Regions from separate parts of the Homo sapiens genome. Here region 1 is linked to region 2. A link is an interaction called in ENCODE POLR2A ChIA-PET data of the cell type or tissue named here. Cell type or tissue: B cell. All regions are shown on one strand. Links, peaks and the distances in the headings refer to the core of each region. The heading gives the core; the rest is flanking DNA.

Region 1 (5,385 bases), core at 86-5,085, 840 kb after region 2:
TGGCTGCATAGTATTCCATGGTGTCTATGTGCCACAGAGTGGGGAGGGATAGCATTAGGAGATGTACCTAATGCTAAATGACGAGTTAATGGGTGCAGCACACCAACATGGCACATGTATACATATGTAACAAACCTGCACATTGTGCACATGTACCCTAAAACTTAAAGTATAATAATAATAATAATAAAACAAAGAAAGAAAAAAAAAGTTCTACTCACATCTAAGTTTTTCTCTCTTTTTTTTTTTTTTTTATTTGAGACAGAGTGTCGCTCTGTTGCCCAGGCTAGAGGGTAGTGGCGCGATCTTGGCCCACTGCAACCTCCACCTCCTGGGTTTAAGTCATTCTCCTGCCTCAGCCTCGCAAGTAGCTGGGATTACAGGCGCCTGCCACCATGCCTGGCTAATTTTTTTGTATTTGTAGTAGAGATGGGGTGTCACCATGTTGGCCAGGCTGGTTTCAAACTCCTGACTCAAGTGATCTGCCCACCTCGGCCTCCCAAAGTGCTGGGATTACAGATGTGAGGCACCGCACCCGGCTCACATCTAAATTTTTAAAAATTATAAATTATATGCTATTTATAATATAAATATTTTTATTTGCCCATTAAAATAAGGCCTATGCACTATGTTGCCTATCCAATCCTAGGTGTGACTATGTGTTTTGCTTTGGCCAATGAAATGTGAGCAGAAGTTACTTGTGTCACTTTCATGCTGAAGCTCCTCTTTTCCTTTGTCATGGCAACCAGTATTTTTCCAGTAGCTGCTCCATCAGCCTGGGTCTTGGAGTAGGAACCACTATGTTGCAACAATCAACTCCCCAAGGACAAGCAGCCAGAGTGAGAAATGAACCGAGGTGGTTTCAAGCTACTGAAATTTGGTGGTTGCTTGTTAGTGTAACATAACCTAGCCTATCTTGACTGATAAAGCAAAGAGTCTTTAATTTGGCTCTATATTATGGAGACCCCAGGTTTTGATGCAATTGAAGACATTGGAAACGTATTATCTTTGAAACAGCACAGAGGTACTAAACGATTACTCTGTAACTGAGAGAAAAACATGTATGATCTATGGAATTAATATCAGCTTACAGGTCAATTAAGTTGTTAATTATTCATGGAATCATAGGTTTTCAGGGCTTGAGGGATCTTGGAGATGACCAAGCCCAATACTCTGTCCAACACACAGCTCCCCTATACACCACACCCAGAGCATGGTCTTCTAGGGTCTTATTGTAAACCCCCATGGATTGACAGCTTATGCCACGTGAGGCATTGTGGTCCATTTCCTGATAACTCTGTTTAAACATGCTTTTTTGCATGGCAAGTTGACTTCTTTCTTCCTCATATTGCAATGCTTTGGTTATGGGAGCAAACTTAACCCCTCATGCAATAAAGCCCTAATATGCCACCTTCTCATCCTAGTGAAATATACCCGGTTTTGTACACTATTCCTCAATGTCATTCCAGACCATTGTCTTTCCCAGTCATTGACCTGGGGTCCACCTGTAAGTCTGGTAGACCATTCTTCAGTACAATAAAAAAGACTCTGCGAGGCTGAGCGCAGTGGCTCATGCCTGTAATCTCAGCACTTTGGGAGGCCGAGGCGGGTGGATCATGAGGTCAGGAGATCGAGACCATCCTGCCTAACACGGTGAAACCCCGTCTCTACTAAAAATACAAAAAAATTAGCCGGGCGTGGTGGCGGGTGCCTGTAACCCCAGCTACTCAGGAAGCTGAGGCAGGAGAATCGCTTGGACCGGGAGGTGGAGGTTGCAGTGAGCCCGAGATTGTGCCACTGCACTCCAGCCTCGGTGACAGAGTGAGACTCTGTCTCAAAAAAAAAAAAAAAAAGTCTCTGCATTTGGCATGCACTGTTCTCTACTCCCCTTCCTTGTCATATCCCCAACTCCACCACATCCCAAACTGGTTGCTGGTAAAATAGAAGCCCTAGCACAGTAAAGCAAACCCATAAAAAACACCTTTCATGTGACAGTTGTCTAAGAAATCAAAGCCACATCAAGAAGAATGGCTAATATTTAGGTCTGGAACTGTAATAATTTAAAAAAGGACAATTCCCTGAATTTTCCCTTCAGGGAGAAGTATTGGAAAAATGGATTTATTGCATAATTCCAGCCGAATTAGTTTTGGGACCAAAGCAGTCTGAAACCAGAAAAGGGAAACTAGCTGCAATGAATTCCAGGAAATATCAACATGTGTGTACTTCTTAGAGGGAAATTTCCAGGGATTTCTGGGAACATTTTGTAGCTTCGGTGCTTACATATGTTTAGTGTACGTAAGGCAAAAGCTTAACCCAAAGATATTCAGAAATTGACACAGTGAGTCTTTTCTTTTTCTTAAAAAAAGTGTCCTATTTTTTCCTGATTTATAAAAATACTACATTATCATAGAAAGTTTAGAAAACACAGAAAAATATACAAAAGTAGAAATTAAATCAGGGCAAATACTCTTACAATAAATTCTTTGTATTATCCAATAGATAATGGTATACTTATTAATGATCATGTTTGATGTAAAAAAAATAATAATAATGGAGCCAGGTGCAGTGGCACAAACCTATAGTACCAGCTACTCAGGAGGCAGAGGCAGTAGGGTTGCTTGAGCCCAGGAATTCAATGCTGTAATGCACTATGGTCATACCTGTGAGTAGACACTACACTCCAGCCTGGGCAACACTGTGGGGCCCCATTTCTAAAAATAAAAATTTTTAAAACTAGGTTGAAAATTACTTTGGTTGTGTTCTTAAATTCTGTTGAACAGAATTTAGGATTCTTAGAAATTTAACTCTCTTCTTCCTGCTGGAATTATAGAATCTATGTTAATTTCTTGACCTTACAAACAAGGAAATCAGTAATAATAAACTCCGTGATTGTTCCATTGCTGACCAAAATGTCAAAAAATGTTTCCAGCTAGGCTTTTTTCAGCAGCCCATAGAAAATATTTATGGTCATTTCAAACTCAACATGTTTAAAAACTGAGTTCATCTTCCACTCAAATTTGAGGTTCTTCCCAGTCATGCCATTTTTCGGAAGAGACAGGTAATGCTATTTTTCTGGCCCACCAGATTCACAACATCAATGCATCTCTCTCTCTTCTTATCAATATATTCAAGGGCCTGGTGTGGTGGCTTATACCTGTAATCCCAGCACTTTGGGAGGCCAAGGCAGGAGGATCACTTGAAGCCAGGAGTGGAGACCAGCCTGGGCAACATAGCAAGACCCCATCTCTACAAAAAAAATTACAAATTAGTAGGAAATGGCAGTGTGCACCTGTAGTCCCAGTAACTTGAGAGACTGAGACAGGAGGATAACTTGAGCCCAGGAGTTAGAGGTAGTAGTAAGTTATGATCATGCCATTGCACTCCAGCCTGGGTGGCAGAGTAAGACCTTGTCTCTGAATAAACAAACAAACAAATAAGTCATATTAAAGAAGATAGCAATTCTTTTTTTAGGAGGGGGACAGAGTCTCGTTCTGTCACCCAGGCTGGAGTGCAATGATGCGATCTCGGCTCACTGCAACTTCTGTCTCCCGGGTTCAAGGGTTTATCTTGCCTCAGCCTCCTGAGTAGCTGGGGCTACAGGCGTGGGATACCATGCCTAATTTTTTTTTGAGACGGAGTTTTGCTCTGTCGCCCAGGCGCCCAGGCTAGAGTGCAGTGGCGTGATCTCAGCTCACTGCAGGCTCCGCCTCCTGGGTTCACGCCGTTCTCCTGCCTCAGCCTCCTGAGTAGCTGGGACTACAGGCGCCCGCCACCATGCACGGCTAATTTTTTGTATTTTTTTTTTTAGTGGAGATGGGGTTTCACCATGTTAGCCAGGATAGTCTCAAACTCCTGACCTCAAGTGATCCACCCACCTCGGCCTCCCAAAGTGCTGGGATTACAGGCATGAGCCACTGCACCCGGCCAAAGAAGATAGCAATTCTGTTGATTCTTCCTTTAAACCCTCTGTAGGATTCCAGCCCCTCCCTTTGAAATTTCATGTCACAACCTTAGGCCCTATCAACTGGGAAGCTATTAATAAAGGAGAACCAGAATTAATCTCCATCCAGCCGCCTTCATTATTCTTCCTAAAGTATCCTTATGTTTTCAGTCCTTTTTTTCTTTACAATGTGTGTTAGCTCCAAATTGCTTACTGACTCAAATCAAAACTCTTTGGCCTAATGCCATTCACCCAAAAACTATTGATTTAACTACTCTGTGCCAGGCACTGTGCTGGGCAGGAAGGATGCAATGGTGACCTTAACAGACAAGATTCCCTGCCTTGTGGTGCTACAATCTAGTGGGGAAGACAGATAAAAAAAATTGAACAACAACAACAAAACAACAAAATAAATATTTAACTTGTGACAAGTGTTCTGAAGGACATCAACAGAGCGCTGTGCCCAAGAATCACAGAGACAGTCTGTCTACTCTGGCTGCTGTGTGAGGTGAAGATTGGAGGGAGTTGAAAGAGGACATGGGGAGAACAATAAAAAGAACGCTGCCATTGTCTGTGTCTGAGCAGCAGATGACAATGGCCTGGATCATGGTGATGGCAATGGAGAGGAAGGGACATGGTCATGTTAGAGATGTAGTTAAGAAGTAGAGGTGATAGGACTGGCTCATGAATCTGACGCAAGAAGGTAGTAAGCAAAAAAGCTGAATCAAAGATCATGTCCAGCTTTCTGGTTTGAACAATTGGGTAGATGGTGGTGCTAGTTACTGAGATGAGAAATATAATAGAAGAGGGGATTTTGGAATTATAATCAAGGGCTGCACAGGGTGCAGTGGCTTATGCCTGTAATCCCAGCACTTTGGGAGGCCAAGGTGGGTGGATCACCTGAGGTTAGGAGTTCGAGACCAGCCTGGCCAACATGGTGAAACTCTGTCTCTACTAAAAATACAAAAATTAGCCAGGTGTGGTGGTGCACGCCTGTAGACCCAGCTACTTGGGAGGCTGAGGCAGGAGAATTACTTGAATCCGGACCTCAGTGATTCTCCTGCCTCAGCTGGAGGCAGAGGTTGGAGGCAGCTGTTGCAGTGAGCCAAGATTGTGCCACTGCACTCCAGCCTGGGCGACAGAGTGAGACTCCATCTCAAAAAAATAAAAAATAAAATAAAATCAAGGGCTCCATTTTTGGATGTAACGAACCATATAAGGAGCAGAACCAGCTCTGCCATCACAACAATAGTAGCAGCCACAAGAAGCATGTTCCTGCGGTCCCTCCCCTTAAACCCAGCTCTCCCAGACAGAACCCAACCCTCTGAGCAGCCAGTGGTTGATCCTCATCCCAGCTGGGGACCCCGTTTAGAGCAGCTTTGACCTTGGCTTATTGAATTTGTCTTCTGCTGCGTTACAGGAGGTTCCAACCCTCCAGAGCAGAA
Region 2 (5,385 bases), core at 109-5,108:
CACTGGCATTAATCTGTGCCTTTAGTGGTATATTGTGGATTAGTCACAAAGAACTTTGTGTCTAATGATTGGTACTGTTACATAAATTATAACAGTAACTAGCATTTATTCTGCACTTATGTACTAGATACTGCTCTAAGCATTTTACATTATTTAATTTTTATCCTCTCAACAATCACATGAGATACATATTATCCCCATTTTACAGATGAGGAAATTGGGGCTTAGAGAAGCTCAAGGCTCACAGAGCTGGAAAGTGATGGAGTCAAAACTTGAACCCAGAATCCCCAAGTTTATCAACTTCACTATACCATCTCTTTCCACAAACTTATTTTCTCACCAACTAAATGTATATAATAATTTATGTCAGGCTGTCTTATTAACTACATTTTTTTTAACTCCTAAGGTATTTGTTTTTACTCAATCCTTCATGTATAAAATTACTTTGCTAAAGAAATGAAGGAAATCAGTATTTTCACATTTACTTGGAGAATAATATCTTGTGTATCTTAGGCAAAAATGAAAACAATAATTTATCTAAAGGGTCATGTGAATTCTTGAAAATAAACAGTGCTGTAGATCTTTCTGTGGCATACATCCATGGATGTAAAAGTAAGAGAGGGAAGAAGGAATCACATCACCCAGGTATGATGTTGAAGGCTATAAATGAATCAAAGAGTTAACATTTAACAATAGGATCATATTTTAACACCATTTTCTTTCTTTCTTTTTCTTTTTTCTTTCTTTTTTGAAGGGGGTGAGGAGGGGAGGGACTGGGGCTGAAGAGTAAGGGCGGGGGAAGAAGTCTCCATATTTTAACAACATTAATCCATCCACATCATTTAATATATAATACACCAAAGGCAGAATCTCCCTGTACCCTGGTCACTTTCTCAGGATGCCCATTGTAATGCGCTACAGGCTCTTACTGTCCTCCACAGTTTCCTAGGAGTTGATTGTTTTCTTAGCTTATGCTGCCACTACGTGCTGCTTTCCATTAGAGGGGAATCTTCTTCTGTAGGACTTGGGAATCCCTTCTGTAGGAAGGGAGCAAAGTGTCCCAACATCTCCCCTAACTGGACACCTCTCTAACTCCAAGCAAACATATTGTTCTCAGAGGTTTTCTGAGGATTCCTGTGTGGTAAAGACAAAAATGTTTGCATGAATAGCAAGACTCCCTCCATATTTTTATCTTGACCAGTAAATGAAAACATGGGTTTAAATCAGCTGTATGTGTGGATTAGAAAACAAAGTTGACCATTGCCTATATATACTTCATCATTGAGTCCATGTTCTTCTATGATCAAGCAGATAAACAGTTTACCTGTTAGTATTTGTTAAAAAGCAGTGAGGGGTGGCTGGGCGTGGTGGCTAATGCCTGTAATCCCAGCATTCTGGGAGGCTGACGTGGGTGGATCACTTGAGGTCATGAGTTAAGACCAGCCTGGCCAACATGGTGAAACCCCGTCTCTACTAAAAGTACAAAAATTAACTGGGTGTGGTGGTGCACGCCTGTAATCCCAGCTATTTGGGAGGCTGAGCCAGGAGAATTGCTTGAACCCAGGAGGCAGAGGTTACAGTAAGCCGAGATCGCACCACAGCCTAGGTCACAGAGCGAGACTCCCCATCTAAAGAAAAAAAAAAAAAAGCATTGAGGGGTTATCCAGCTCTGTAACTCAAATCTCTGGTGAAAGTGCTGTTTGACTGGAATGTGGTGAGCATATTGGGCGTCTTCAAGACTCAATGAATGGGGATTGAGTGCTTAGATACTCTAAAGATTATCTCAAAATATTCTGTTATTGCTCATACAGTTCCTTCTTGTGGTTGGAGTATTCAGAAGAAGAAATGTCTACTTACAACTTTATTTTCCTCTCTGAATCTACAGATTTTATAAAAAATAATGGGCATTTCTAAGTTTGCTCTTCATGAATGTGTTAACAATACCCCAAGCGACTGCTTCAAAAACCAATTTGTTTCAGATTATTATAACAGCCATGTAAATTTAAGTATGATGTCTCAGGCAAAACTTGGTTAATGCGGACATGAAGTTGAATATATAAAATTAATGACAGATATTAAAATGTGTAAATGCAATTGATTTTTTTTTTCCAGTCTCACTGTCGCCCAGGCTGGAGTGCAGTGGCACAATCTGCAACCTCCGCCTCCTGGGTTCAAGTGATTCTTGTGCCTCAGCCTCTGCAGTAGCTGGGATTACAGGTGCCTGCCACCATGCCTGGCTAATTTTTGTACTTTTAGTAGAGATGGGTTTCACCATATTGACCAGGCTGGTCTCAAGCTCCTGGCCTCAAGTGATCTGCCTGCCTCGGCCACTCAAAAGTGCTGGGATTACAGGGGTGAGCCACCATGCCCGACCTAAATGCAATAGTTAACAATTTACAATACCATTAACCTTAACAAGGCAAGATTTTGCCCATGCCCATGTTATTCCCTGAAAATTTGGGCACCACTGGATGTCCAGTTAATCAGTAAAGATGATAGAGTCACAAGTTGAGAAATGATCCTATAAGTGTAGTAAAAGTGGTATAAAAGAGCCTCATTGACCGGGCGCAGTGGCTCATGCCTGTAATCTCAGCATTTTGGGAGGTCGAGGTGGGTGGATCACGAGGTCAAGAGTTTGAGACCAGCCTGGCCAATATGGTGAAACCCCGTCTCTACTAAAAATACAAAAAATAGCCAGGCATGGTGGTGCGCGCCTGTAGTCCCAGCTACCTGGGAGGCTGAGGCAGGAGAATTGCTTGAACCTGGGAGACGGAGGTTGCAGTGAGCCGAGATCACCCCACTGCACTCCAGCCTAAGTGACAGAGGGAGACTTTGTCTTAAAAAAAAAAAAAGCCTCATTCAGTTTATGTTTGCATGAAATATGATACATAGTATTACCACATTCAGGCCATATGAGTAAATTATACATCCTCCAAAATTATATATATACATTTGTCTTTCATTTACTTATGACCATTTACTCAATGTTCTGTTTTTAACGTGTTAGCATTTTCTTTCATTATTCCAGTTATTAATGGTTGCATTTTCTGGAATCTCTTCTTATTAAACTTGGGTAAATATAGAATACATTTGAAAAGAACAGACCAAGAGAGAACTTCTGAAAGAAATTCCATTCAATCAAGCAATCAAAGAACCATCCAGTGTGTCAATATTCAATAATCCCCCAAAACCTTTGTCTCCTGTCTCACAATGACACTGTCAGCTTCAAGAACAGGAAACCATCATCAGAGGCTTCTTCCTAGAGACTGCAACCCCATGCTTTCCTTCCAGCATTGCCCCATCCACTCCAACTGGGTCCTCCTTCTTCATAGGTCCACCGTTTCTTTGCTCTTTGTCTTAGTTTTGGTTCCCCCAGAAGCCAGATCCTAAGGCATTAATATGTACACAAGTAGCTTACTTGGGTAGTGATCTCAGGAAATATGGGCAAGGGAAGTGAGACAAAGAGGGAAGGCAATCAATAAAAAGGGCATGTTTTCAAGTGGGTTAGTACTGTGGGTAATGGACTTAATCCCTCTGGAGAATTTTGGGTACCAGTGTAAAATTCATGCCTCTGAGTTACTCTACCAGAGTAGCAAAGGAGCTGAAGTATTCATACCCCAACTCCTATCAATCATTAGTTAAAGGCTGCACTTAAGGCATTACATCTCCTCAAACCTATGCTCACATATGGAGCTCCAGCCACCAGAGAAGGCCATTAAGCAAGATGGTCCAGCTGCTGGCACTTGGTAAGGCTCAGGAGACATGGGCAGGGCACCAACTGTATCTGCCACACTGCTATCTGTGATCCCAATCTAGTACACTAAGACCCATGATTAAAAGCCAGGGATTACAAAATAGGAAAGAAGATCAAAGGCTTTGGAGTCAGACTGATTGGTTTCAAAACCTGATTTCTTAACCTTTCTAAGCTTCAAAATTCCATAGAGGATTGTTACGGAGATTGAATAATGTAATCCATGTAAAAGTATCCAGTATTGTGACTAGCACATAGTACATATTCCCAAAAATGCTAGTTAATAATATTAACACCTGATCCCCTCATGGAGACATAAAACTGAACAGGACCTACTTTGTTCTCTGGCCAGATTGCCCAGCAGGGACCCAGCAATTCCAGTTTTGCTACTGGCATAGCATTTACACTGGTGTCGGTGAGCAGAACTGACTAAAGGACTGGGCCTCAGTTCAAGTAGTCATCAAGATATGGCCAGATGAAGCCCTGCATTGTCATCAGTGCAGAGTGGGTTGCTTCAAGCTGCGTGGGGCTCTATGGAACCCGGAAGAGTAGATGGATCTCCTAAGGAAGGAATAGGTTCTAGAGCAAGCCCACCTGGTGGTCCAACTTAGCCTCTTTACACTATTTTCCTACCCAGCCACTCAGTCTAAGTTTTTTAATGTTTATGAGAAAAAGGGAGAAAAGAACTAGTACTTATCCTTCTCAATATCAAGTTCTAATGCAGCAATATAACTGCCCTTCCAATAAGCAAAGTATTTTTGGAATTCCTTAGTTCAAATGAAATTACATGGTTCACATGCTCAAGGCATTTTTTTCCAAATGTTTTTCATTCCCAGTCAGTAGAGACCAGACTTTTGGAAAAACTCAAACTTTCATTAAAGCTCAGCCATGCAGGATATAAAAGCTGGGTGGGTCCACTTTGATTTTGCTTCGTTGCTAACCATTTCCACTTAACTGACAGCAAGAACAGATTTTTGGAAGAGAATGCAAAGGGCATGGAGAGGCCCGTGACATCACATAAAAACTCTAGCAAAAGAAAACTTAGAGAAGAAAATTTACTGTATTTTCCAAACAGCAGAAAACACTAATTTTTCAATTTTTAATATAGAATCTGAAATAAATATATAGCAAATTTATTTCAGTACAATATGGTATTTTTCTAAATCACTGATCATGAAGACTACAGTTGAAATACCAAATTTTAAAAAACAGCCACTAATATTTATAGACCCCTAATAAAAATATTGCCTTCCCTTGGAAAACCAAACATCATATGTTCTCACTCATAAGTGGGAGATAAGCTATGGGGATGCAAAGGCGTAAGAATGACACAATGGACTTTGGGGACTCAGAGGAAGAGTGGGAAGGGGGTGAGAGATAAAAGACTACAAATTGGGTTCAGCGTATACTGCTCAGGAGATGGATGCACCAAAGTCTCACAAATCACCACTAAAGAACTTACTCATGTAACCAGACACCACCTGTTCCCCAAAAACCTATGGAAATCAAAAATTAAAAAATAAAAATATAGGAAAGTGCTTTGTACATGTCAAAAAATGTTGCCTTTCTTAATAAAAATAAACGGTTCTCCAAAGTTCACTGGAAGGAGAATCTCCACATGGGGAAGAATAGCT

What was found. Peaks named below come from ENCODE experiments on the same cell type or tissue, not always from the same donor. Only the 100,000 strongest peaks of a DNase experiment are listed, where the experiment ranks them.
Region 1: POLR2A ChIA-PET joins it to region 2 with 5 read pairs; 3 of 35 experiments call an interaction of 5 or more read pairs at or near these places.

Annotation. Positions count from the first base shown.
Region 1 is chr9:4,769,806-4,775,190 of GRCh38, reverse strand. It overlaps the pseudogene ECM1P1. Among named protein-coding and RNA genes, the nearest start is that of RCL1, 20 kb to the left of the region's middle. In B cell, for the core only: no CTCF peak of the experiment used is centred there; no DNase peak of the experiment used is centred there.
Region 2 is chr9:5,610,745-5,616,129 of GRCh38, reverse strand. The region is part of intron 1 of INCR1 (interferon stimulated noncoding RNA 1); the gene reads left to right. Among named protein-coding and RNA genes, the nearest start is that of RIC1, 16 kb to the left of the region's middle. In B cell, for the core only: no CTCF peak of the experiment used is centred there; no DNase peak of the experiment used is centred there; H3K27ac peaks cover 1,616 bases.